Regions from separate parts of the Homo sapiens genome. Here regions 1 and 2 are each linked to region 3. The links are chromatin contacts, found by Hi-C or POLR2A ChIA-PET in ENCODE. All regions are on one chromosome and are shown on one strand. The core of a region is the stretch at or near the end of the contact, and the rest is flanking DNA. Distances in the headings are between cores, read along the strand shown. Region 1 holds the start of NPAS4 (neuronal PAS domain protein 4). Region 2 holds the start of RNASEH2C (ribonuclease H2 subunit C). Region 3 holds the start of SF3B2 (splicing factor 3b subunit 2).

What was found. Hi-C counts contacts between places; a loop is a spot of excess contacts on that map. ChIA-PET counts read pairs that join two places held with the same protein, here RNA polymerase II (POLR2A). Pooled maps may share reads with other maps.
Region 1: a loop to region 3 is called in a pooled map, with 3 times the contacts of the local background. The contact joins the promoter of NPAS4 here to the promoter of SF3B2 in region 3. A Hi-C loop is called at or near these places in 1 of 37 single-sample maps with no recorded cell type and 7 of 50 pooled maps. POLR2A ChIA-PET finds 5 or more read pairs at or near these places in 4 of 52 experiments (CD4-positive, alpha-beta T cell, HEK293, PC-3 and 1 more).
Region 2: a map of CD4-positive, alpha-beta T cell shows a loop between it and region 3 (4-fold over the local background). The contact joins the promoter of RNASEH2C here to the promoter of SF3B2 in region 3. A Hi-C loop is called at or near these places in 4 of 168 maps with a recorded cell type or tissue (CD4-positive, alpha-beta T cell, CD8-positive, alpha-beta T cell and naive thymus-derived CD4-positive, alpha-beta T cell), 8 of 37 single-sample maps with no recorded cell type and 16 of 50 pooled maps. POLR2A ChIA-PET finds 5 or more read pairs at or near these places in 14 of 52 experiments (A549, CD4-positive, alpha-beta T cell, CD4-positive, alpha-beta memory T cell and 10 more).

Annotation. Positions count from the first base shown.
Region 1 is chr11:66,419,678-66,422,377 of GRCh38, reverse strand. NPAS4 (neuronal PAS domain protein 4) reads right to left here and starts at 1,343. Exons shown (of 8, transcript NM_178864.4): 1 at 1,024-1,343; 2 at 107-258. The coding sequence starts at 1,198. RefSeq lists silencers at 466-760, 454-768 and an enhancer at 701-1,297.
Region 2 is chr11:65,719,358-65,722,057 of GRCh38, reverse strand. RNASEH2C (ribonuclease H2 subunit C) reads left to right here and starts at 1,260. Exons shown (of 4, transcript NM_032193.4): 1 at 1,260-1,471; 2 at 1,641-1,816; 3 at 1,894-2,013; 4 at 2,249-2,700. The coding sequence starts at 1,300. The coding sequence ends at 2,275. It overlaps KAT5 (lysine acetyltransferase 5), which reads right to left. Exons shown (of 13, transcript NM_182710.3): 13 at 2,454-2,700. RefSeq lists an enhancer at 1,115-1,184 and a silencer at 1,335-1,574.
Region 3 is chr11:66,050,975-66,053,717 of GRCh38, reverse strand. SF3B2 (splicing factor 3b subunit 2) reads right to left here and starts at 1,354. Exons shown (of 22, transcript NM_006842.3): 1 at 1,201-1,354; 2 at 999-1,045; 3 at 614-691. The coding sequence starts at 1,333. SNORD13F (small nucleolar RNA, C/D box 13F) reads right to left here and starts at 574; the gene lies at 490-574. RefSeq lists enhancers at 1,147-1,316, 1,937-1,986, 1,805-2,356 and a silencer at 1,527-1,736.

The DNA of each region.
Region 1 (2,700 bases), core at 94-2,593, 370 kb before region 3:
AGGGTATAACCTCTCCCTCCATAGTAATTCCCAGTTCCTCAGGAGTGGAAGGCTCACGGCACCCACTCCATGCCCAGCCTCAGCTGAAAGGACCCTTAGCACTCACCATGGAGTGGCCCAGATGCTCGCTCACACTCTCAGACAGGTAGAGCAATTTCCCCTCGGCTGTGAACACAAGCAGAAAGCCGGGTAGTGCCGCTACGATGTCCTCAAGCTCTTGAGCTGAGAGAAGCCCCGTGGGGCCCGCCAGAGGAGTGCCTGTAGGGCGAGAAGACGTAGTGCGTCAGGAGTAAGACTGGGAGGCAGAGAAGAAGTGAGGAAGGCATGGTCTGAGTTTCAGAGAATCCAGAGGAATTTCTCATGGACCTGCCTCTGCAAACACCTGTTGACCCGCTGCCCGCAGCTCTTGGCCAGGGAACCTGTTGCTGTATCTCCATAGCCCACAAGCCCTCGACTTCTAAAGCGGGGTCGGCTCCTCTCGGCTCTTAATTTCAGAACCGCGGACAGAGCTCCAAAGCGGCTCTGAATTTCAGAACCGCGGACAGAGCTCCGAAGCCGACTGTGGGTTCAGAACCATGGACAGAGCCATACACGGCCGGCGCAGCCGTCAGCACCATGGGCAGCGCCCCGAAGGCGACAGGAGATCCCTTTCAGCACCGCGGACAGTAGCTATGTTCCCCTAGGCTCAGGCAGCTCCATCCCTGCAACTTCCCGGGCTTCCCTCCCCGGCTCCCGGAGCGCTTCTGCACTGGCGGGCACCGAGGCCGCTCTGTCCTGGCTCTTATCCTCTCATAATCTGGTGTTAGGGACACCGTCCAGGCTCTCTAACTCTCATTCAGAACTAAGGTGAGGTCTGGAGGGAGCTCAGGAGGAAAAGTAGAAAGTCCCGAATCTCCCGAGTCCCGAATCTCCCCAGCTCGCCAGCACGCTGCCCTAGACATGCGACAGCCCCAGCGGGTTCCCTCAGCTCCAGGGTCTCCGGCGCCTGGCAGCTCGGATCTGCGGTAGCCCCAGCATGCTCACCACCAGCGAAGAAGACGCCCTTGCGAGTGTAGATGCAGGCGAGGCTCATGATGTGCAGGTAGGACAGCCGGACCTTGTCCGCTTCGGCCAGCGGCAGCAGCTCCTTGAGGTTCCGGATCTCGGCGTTGATCTGGTCCCGGCGCGCCTTGGAGGCGCCCTTGGTGGAGCGGTACATGACCGGCGGCTGCGGAGCTCCAGCTCGGGTGCCCGAGCACCTGCGCTCCCGTCCCGACGCACCGGCGGCTTCCTCCTCCGTGCTTCCCCGTCTCTCGCTCAGGCTCGCTCTCTGCTCTCCTGGGCTCCGCTCGGCTGCGCTGCCCCCCTCGCCTGCCTCACGCCGCCTTATATAGCTCCTGCCAGGCGTGGGGGGCTCGTTTTAGAGCCGGGGGGGCGGGAGAGCGGGAGGCTGGGCTAAGCAAGCTGCAGCGGGAGCCGCTGACTGGGGAGGGGGGCTCCTCCTCCCGCCCGGCTTCCGACGTCATCTCATGACGTAGAATGAGAGAGGGAGGGAGGCGGGCGAGGGGGGAGCAGGAGGCTGCGGAGGGGGCCAAGCCTGGCGGGAGCTGAGCGGAGAGGAAGGCGCTGCGTTAGGAAAGCTTGAATGGAGTGTGGGGACCCTGGCGTCTGAATGCGTTCAGTTGAGGGAAGCGACAGGGCCAGGTTTAGGGCGGCCTGAAGCCCGCGGCAGGAGTCCGCAGAGGGCAGAGAGGGGCCGGCACTGACACTAATTTTTCTGAGGAGTTGAGGGAATGGGGAAGAACAGGGTTGTCTACAAATCCCCCTCGTTACTTGACAGACAAGGTCACGTTCACATGCAGGGAAGGAGGACTTTCCTTGGCCTCCGTGGGACAGGTCACTGCTGGGGTTCCTCTCTGGGGACTATTTAACCTGGGATTCCCTTGGCCATTTTTAGAGAACAAATTCCCGCCCCCGCTTCCCAAATCGGGCCTTGGCGGCTTATCAGGGGGTGTTCATGGGGGTCTAAGTCCCGAGGATGGGTGGAAAGGGAGTCCGGTGGGAAAGGGACCAGCTGAATTTGGCGTTGATCCTGTTTTCCCACAGCCAAGAATAGAAACCAACATCAGCGCTGTAGTCTGCAGTGATTCGTGGTTTCCCTCTCAGCTAATTAACCTTACTGAAGGGGAAACTGAGGCAGGGACGTGGGGGCACGGCGAGGACCTGGGTCTGCACTTAGGCATCCCTTCCCCCCGTTGCCGGCCCCCAAGCGAGCGCTTCCCCCCGCCCTGCTGCCAGCCTCTGTCTCCCCGCGGGCCGGGGGCGGGGGCGGGGCCGGGGGAATCCCAGCTCCATATTAGGACAGGAATCCTCCGGCGGCTGCCGCGGCTGCGGCGGGCGGGGCCTGGCTGCCTCCGCACCGCTCCGGAGGGCTCCCCGCCCTGCCTAGGCGGGCAAGATGGGGGAGCAGCTGAGAAGCGAAGGGGCAGCGCCGGACCCTCCATGACCCCTGCACCTACCAGGGACCCTGTATTTTTGCCAGGTTCCCTCCACCCCTCTCCACATTTGCGCCTCTAAGGCTCCTGGCTCTGCCTCTCCACCTTCAGCTCTCCACTTTCCACCTTCGTTTCTTTTTCTGTCCTTTCATATCCTTTTCTATCCTTTTCATATCCTGTCACCTTTGCCCTATCCCCACCCCCCCACACACCCGCTTTTTTTCTC
Region 2 (2,700 bases), core at 11-2,510, 330 kb after region 3:
AAATATATCTAAGTTGGGTGTCTGAACAAATAAACATTAGAGAAGAGCTGAGAAACCAAAGAGAGAAAATTGTGAAATCTAAAAGACTGAAAAGTGTTGATAAATTTGACTACAAAAAATTAGTCTTTGTCCTGGGTGCAGTGGCTCACGCCTGTAATTCCAGCGTGATTTGGGAGGCCAAGGTGGGCAGATCACTTGAGTCCAGGAGTTCAAGACCAGCCTGGGCAACATGGCAAAACTCCACCTCTACCAAAAATACAAAAATTAGCTGCGTGGTGGCGCAGGCCTGTGGTTCCAGCTACACAGGAAGCTGAGGATGGGGGATGGATTAAGCCTGGGAGGTCGAGGCTGCAGTGAGCCAATCAAACCACTGCACTCCAGCCTAGGCGAGTGAGACCTTGTCTAAAAGACCAAACAACCACAAAAATAAGTCCTTGTCCAGCAAAAATCACCTTTACACAGGTTTGCAAGACAGACCACAGATAAAACATTTTCAATGCATTTAAGAAAAGGGTTGATGTCCCTAATAAACTAAAAATGAATAACCTACCTACTAATCAATATAAAAAGAGTACTTTTCAGAATCGTTTTAGATTTTTACAACGACATGTGCCATTAAAAACAATAAAAGAAAAAAACCCGGCTGGGGGCGGTGTCTCACGCCTGTAATCCAAGTACTTCAGAAGGCCGAGGCTGGAGGATCGCCTGAGGTCAGGAGTTCGAGACCAGCCTGGCCAACATGGCGAAACCCAGTCTCTACTAAAAATACAAAAATTAGGTGGGCATGGTGGTGTGCGCCTGTAATCCCAGCTACTCCGGAGGCTGAGGCAGGAGAATCGCTTGAACCCGGGAGGCGGAGGTTGCAGTGAGCTGAGACCGTGCCTGGCACTCCAGCCTGGGCGACAAAACGAGACTCTGTCAAAAAAAAATAATAATAAATAAGAAAAAGAAAGAAAGAGGGAAGGACGGGAAGGAAGGGAAGGGAAGGGGGGAAGGAAGGGAGGCAGGGAGGAGGGGGAGGGGGGAGGGGGAAGGAGGGGGGAGGGGGAAGGAGAGGGGGAGAGGGGAGGGAGGAAAGAGGGGAGGGGGGAAGGAAGGAAGGAAAAAAACAAAACACAACTGGAAAACCCTAGGACTTGAACCCAGGGAAAGCGTTAGGGGGTAAGGGGACTACACTTCCCGTGAAGCTCCGCGGCGGCTTCCCGTGAGGCCCCGCGGAGGCTTCCTGAGAGGTCCTGCGCGCTTTCCGCGCCAGCTTCAGTGTCAGCTCGCGAGCCCTGGCGTCGCGTAGGAGGGAGGATGGAGAGCGGCGACGAAGCGGCCATCGAGAGGCACCGCGTCCACTTGCGCTCCGCCACATTGCGCGACGCCGTACCCGCCACACTGCATCTGCTGCCCTGCGAGGTTGCGGTGGACGGGCCCGCCCCGGTGGGGCGCTTCTTCACGCCCGCCATCCGCCAGGGCCCCGAGGGTGAGCCCTGCGGCCGGACTACGGCTCCCGGCAGCCCCCGCGCCGGCCTGCGCGCTTCTCATCGCCTGGGCTCCTGGGGATCGTGGTCCGTCCGGAGGTGGCGGGAGGGCAGCTCCGGGCTCGACCCAGCGTGGGTCCTGCCTGAGGCCCTTTGCGCCTCCCGCTCCAGGACTCGAAGTGTCGTTTCGGGGCCGCTGTCTACGGGGAGAGGAGGTGGCGGTGCCGCCTGGCCTCGTGGGATACGTGATGGTGACAGAAGAGAAGAAGGTGTCGATGGGGAAGCCAGACCCCTTGCGGGATTCCGGGACTGACGACCAAGAGGAGGAGCCGCTGGAGCGGGACTTCGTGAGCAAAGGGATAGGGTTGAAAGGGGGTGCGGGCGGGAGCTGTAGTCCCGATGCTGAGCCAGGCCCCTTCCCCAGGACCGCTTCATTGGAGCCACTGCCAACTTCAGCCGCTTCACCCTGTGGGGTCTGGAGACCATCCCTGGCCCGGATGCCAAAGTGCGTGGGGCCTTAACTTGGCCCAGCCTTGCGGCAGCGGTGAGTAGACGAGGAGTTCCGTCTTGCCCCCGGGTGGATGGGCTGGGGAGCACAATTGCGCAGACGGAGCCTGGAGGATTCTACTGGGTAGTGTGTGGGAAGCGTAGCTCCCTGACCACTCTTCCTAGCATGTCTAGAAGCGGTTATTCTGAACAGCTGGGTCCTTCCTCGGGTATGGGGGCCAGCTTGCCGCCCTGTCTTACAAGTCCAACAGTAGAGGCGACTCCTGTTGCAGATTCACGCACAGGTGCCCGAGGACTGAGAACCAGAGCTTGAAATTCAAAGCTGCGATCCCTTCACAGCAGTAAACCAGCTCTTTGGAACCGATTCCATCACCCCAATAAAGGAGCTCTTCACAGCACCTGTGAGTCTGGGCGCCTTAGAGCCCCTAAGCCAGCATGGGCCCTTTCCCCCTCCCCACCAAGAACTTTGCATGGCTCTGGCATATAGAAACAATTTATTGCCGGGGGCAATAGGGGTAAGAGAAGCCAGAAATTTTTGCAGCCAGCACCCACCCCACCCCCAACTTCTACTTTACAAAAGAAATTTTTACAATCACCAGCCCTCTGTACAGAGCTCCCCCATCCGGATCCCTTCTCACTGTACACAGCTGCCTGGCTCCCTCTGGTCCCTGCTTCAGAGGAGGCCTGGGCCTGTGGCCAGCTGACCTTGGAGTTGGTCTGAGCC
Region 3 (2,743 bases), core at 105-2,604:
GCCCCTCCCCCATCACCTCCCCCCTTTTTTTTTTAAAGAAGCAAAGTCTCATTCTGTCACCCAGGATGGAGTACATGGAGTACAGTGGCGCAACCAGAGCTCACTGCAGCCTCCAACCCCAGGGCTCCAGCAATCCTTGAGCCTCTTTATAGGGACTTTATAGGCGCGTGCCACCGTGCCCAGCTAATTTTTAAAATTTTTTGTAGTAACAGAGTCTCACTATGTTGCCCAGGCTGGTCTCGAACTCCTGGCTTCAAGCGATCGTCCCATCTAAGCATCCCGAAGTGGTGGGATTACAGGCATGCGCCACTGCACCCGGCCACAAGCTGCTTTTGGAGAAGCAGACAGTGGAAAAGGAGGCAAGTGTCAGCATCAAAGAGAGAACTGAAGAGCTCACAATTCTGTCATGGCAGTACCTCCCTGCCCAACAACTGCAAGTGAGAGGAAGGGCTACCCTGAACATATGGAATCTTTTTTTTTCCCCACTCAGGTCAGGCGAGTAATGTGCAAGGGTGTCACATCTCACACATGCACGTGAACACCCAATCATCATGCTCATGAACTACAAAAGGATCAGCAGATGGAATCTTAAAAAACAGAAGAATCTCCCTACCTGTGCCGACATGGGAGGTGGAGCGGCTTTGTCCCCATCTTCCCCTCTCAAAACCGGCCGATTCAGCACGATGCCAGTCTGCAAAAGAGAAAGGACTCTAGGTCAGTCCAAAACTAGCTGTTTCACTAAACGACGTTCGCTCCCAATTCATTCAACAAAACGTACCCAGTGCCTGTCTGCCAGCGCTCTGGCTGGGCACTGAAGAGGACCAAGATGGATACAAGAAATTACAACTAAGCTGGCAAAGGCAAGAACAAGCTAAAAAGGGCAAGCCTCCGCCTTGCTGTGCCGAGATAAAGAAAGAATGAAGACCGAGCCGTGATGGGGTATATAAGGTCTCCTGGAGAAGCTCGGCCTATCCTGACGTCCCGCCGCCAACACCTACCTGGCGGGTGTAGCTCTGCAGCCGCTCCACCAGCTCCTCGCGATTACCTGCAGGGCAAAGTACACGATCAATGGGGCAGGCCAGCCCGGCCAGGTCAGGCCCCAGCGGCCTGCCTCCGCCCCTCGCACCCGAGTCTCCCGGGTAACCAGGCTCCGCTTCTCCGCAGGCCCGTAAAGGCCCCTCGACTTCCTGTGTTCCTCACCCTGGATCGGAGCTCCGATCTCTGCCAACTTGGCCTGAAGCTCCTGGGCAGCCCAGGCGCCATAGTGGCCTGGAGGTGGCGGCGGCGGCAGCTGCAATTCTGCTTTGGGAGGCTCGGGATGCTCCGTCGCCATCTTAGCCGCAGGAAGGCGCGCGACCAACCCGGAAGCTGGGGCCAGCCTCAGGGCCCACTTGCCGGAACTTCCGGTGGCGCCGTATGCCACGTCCTCTCTGGTTGGGAGGCGACGCGCACTCAGGCACACCCGCTGCCGTGCGCTGGGCGACGGGATTCGCCGCAGACGCACCTTTCTCTAGTGGCCCCTCGGCGGTCTGGTCGCGAGGCCTCCTGGGAGTTGTAGTGCGCAGGTCTCGGTCTCTGCGGGCCCTGCGCGCCGCTACGGCCCCGAAGGCCGGCGGCGGGCCGGAGGGCGGGGCTGCGAGGAGGGCTGGCACTTCCCCGAGGGAGTGTTTTCTGCGCCTCACCTGCGGGAGCGAAGGCTCTCAAGCTTTCCGGCCCGGCCCTCCGGTCAGATCCTCGAACGCTTACGCTCCCAGGGAGTCCCGAGAGACTCATTTCCCCGGCGGCCCCGCGTTGCGGGCGCCAAGCGGGAGGCTGGAGCCGATGCCTGGGATAAAACAGTGTCTGATTGTCTGCCCGCCCACCCCCGGCCCAGGCCCGGATGAATGGGCTGAAAGGGGATCCAAGCCGGGAGAGCAGCAGGCCTGCCCGGGCTGAGCTCCAGCTGCCGACCTGGGGGAAGGGCGACTCTAAAGCCCCCTTTTCCACCTTCCAGGCCGGCTCAAATGTCGTCTTCTCCACTAAGCCTCCTCCCGCTTTCCTTTCCTTTCTTAGAGCTCCCATAATACGTTCGAATCTCCACCGTTTGTTAAGTCTTTCTTGCCCTTTCTTCCTACCTCTATCCCAAAAATGTGAGCAGGGACTTGATCATTTTCAGTCTCGCATCGCCTGGCGTTCAAGAGGCGCCCAATAAATGATTACTGGAAAAAAAGGAACAATGTTTCTGGTGAAAGCATTTGTGTCTTTTTTAGTCTCAAAAATAAACTCAGGCCCTTTTCCCTCAGCCGCACCTGCACTGGGGGCCCCACCTTGCCTCCCACTCCCCACCCCAACTCCCCTTGGCCTTTGGAGACAGAGGCAGAGACTGGCAGGGATTCTTGCCTGCCTAGCATCCACCTCTCCCTGTCCCACACCATCAATTCAGTTTCTCTCCCCACCTCTGCCACTAGCTCTGCCCTCTCACCAACAGCTAGCCTGTGTGTGTTTTTTATGTGTGTTGAGAAAGGGAGTGGGGAGACTCAAGTGAAATGGTCTCATTTTCCCCCTACACATCCCCTTCAGATCTTTTCTCCAGCTCCATTTTGCCAACTGCCCCCAGTGGAGAAGAAGCTGGGAACAGGGAAAAAAAAAGAATGGGGCACCAGGTCGGGGGAAGGTGAGGTTTGGGAGAGACAGGGAAAAGGACTGGGTTGAGAAAGGTTGGCTCACATCCTAGCACTGGGTGGGAAGTCCTCTTCCTCCTACC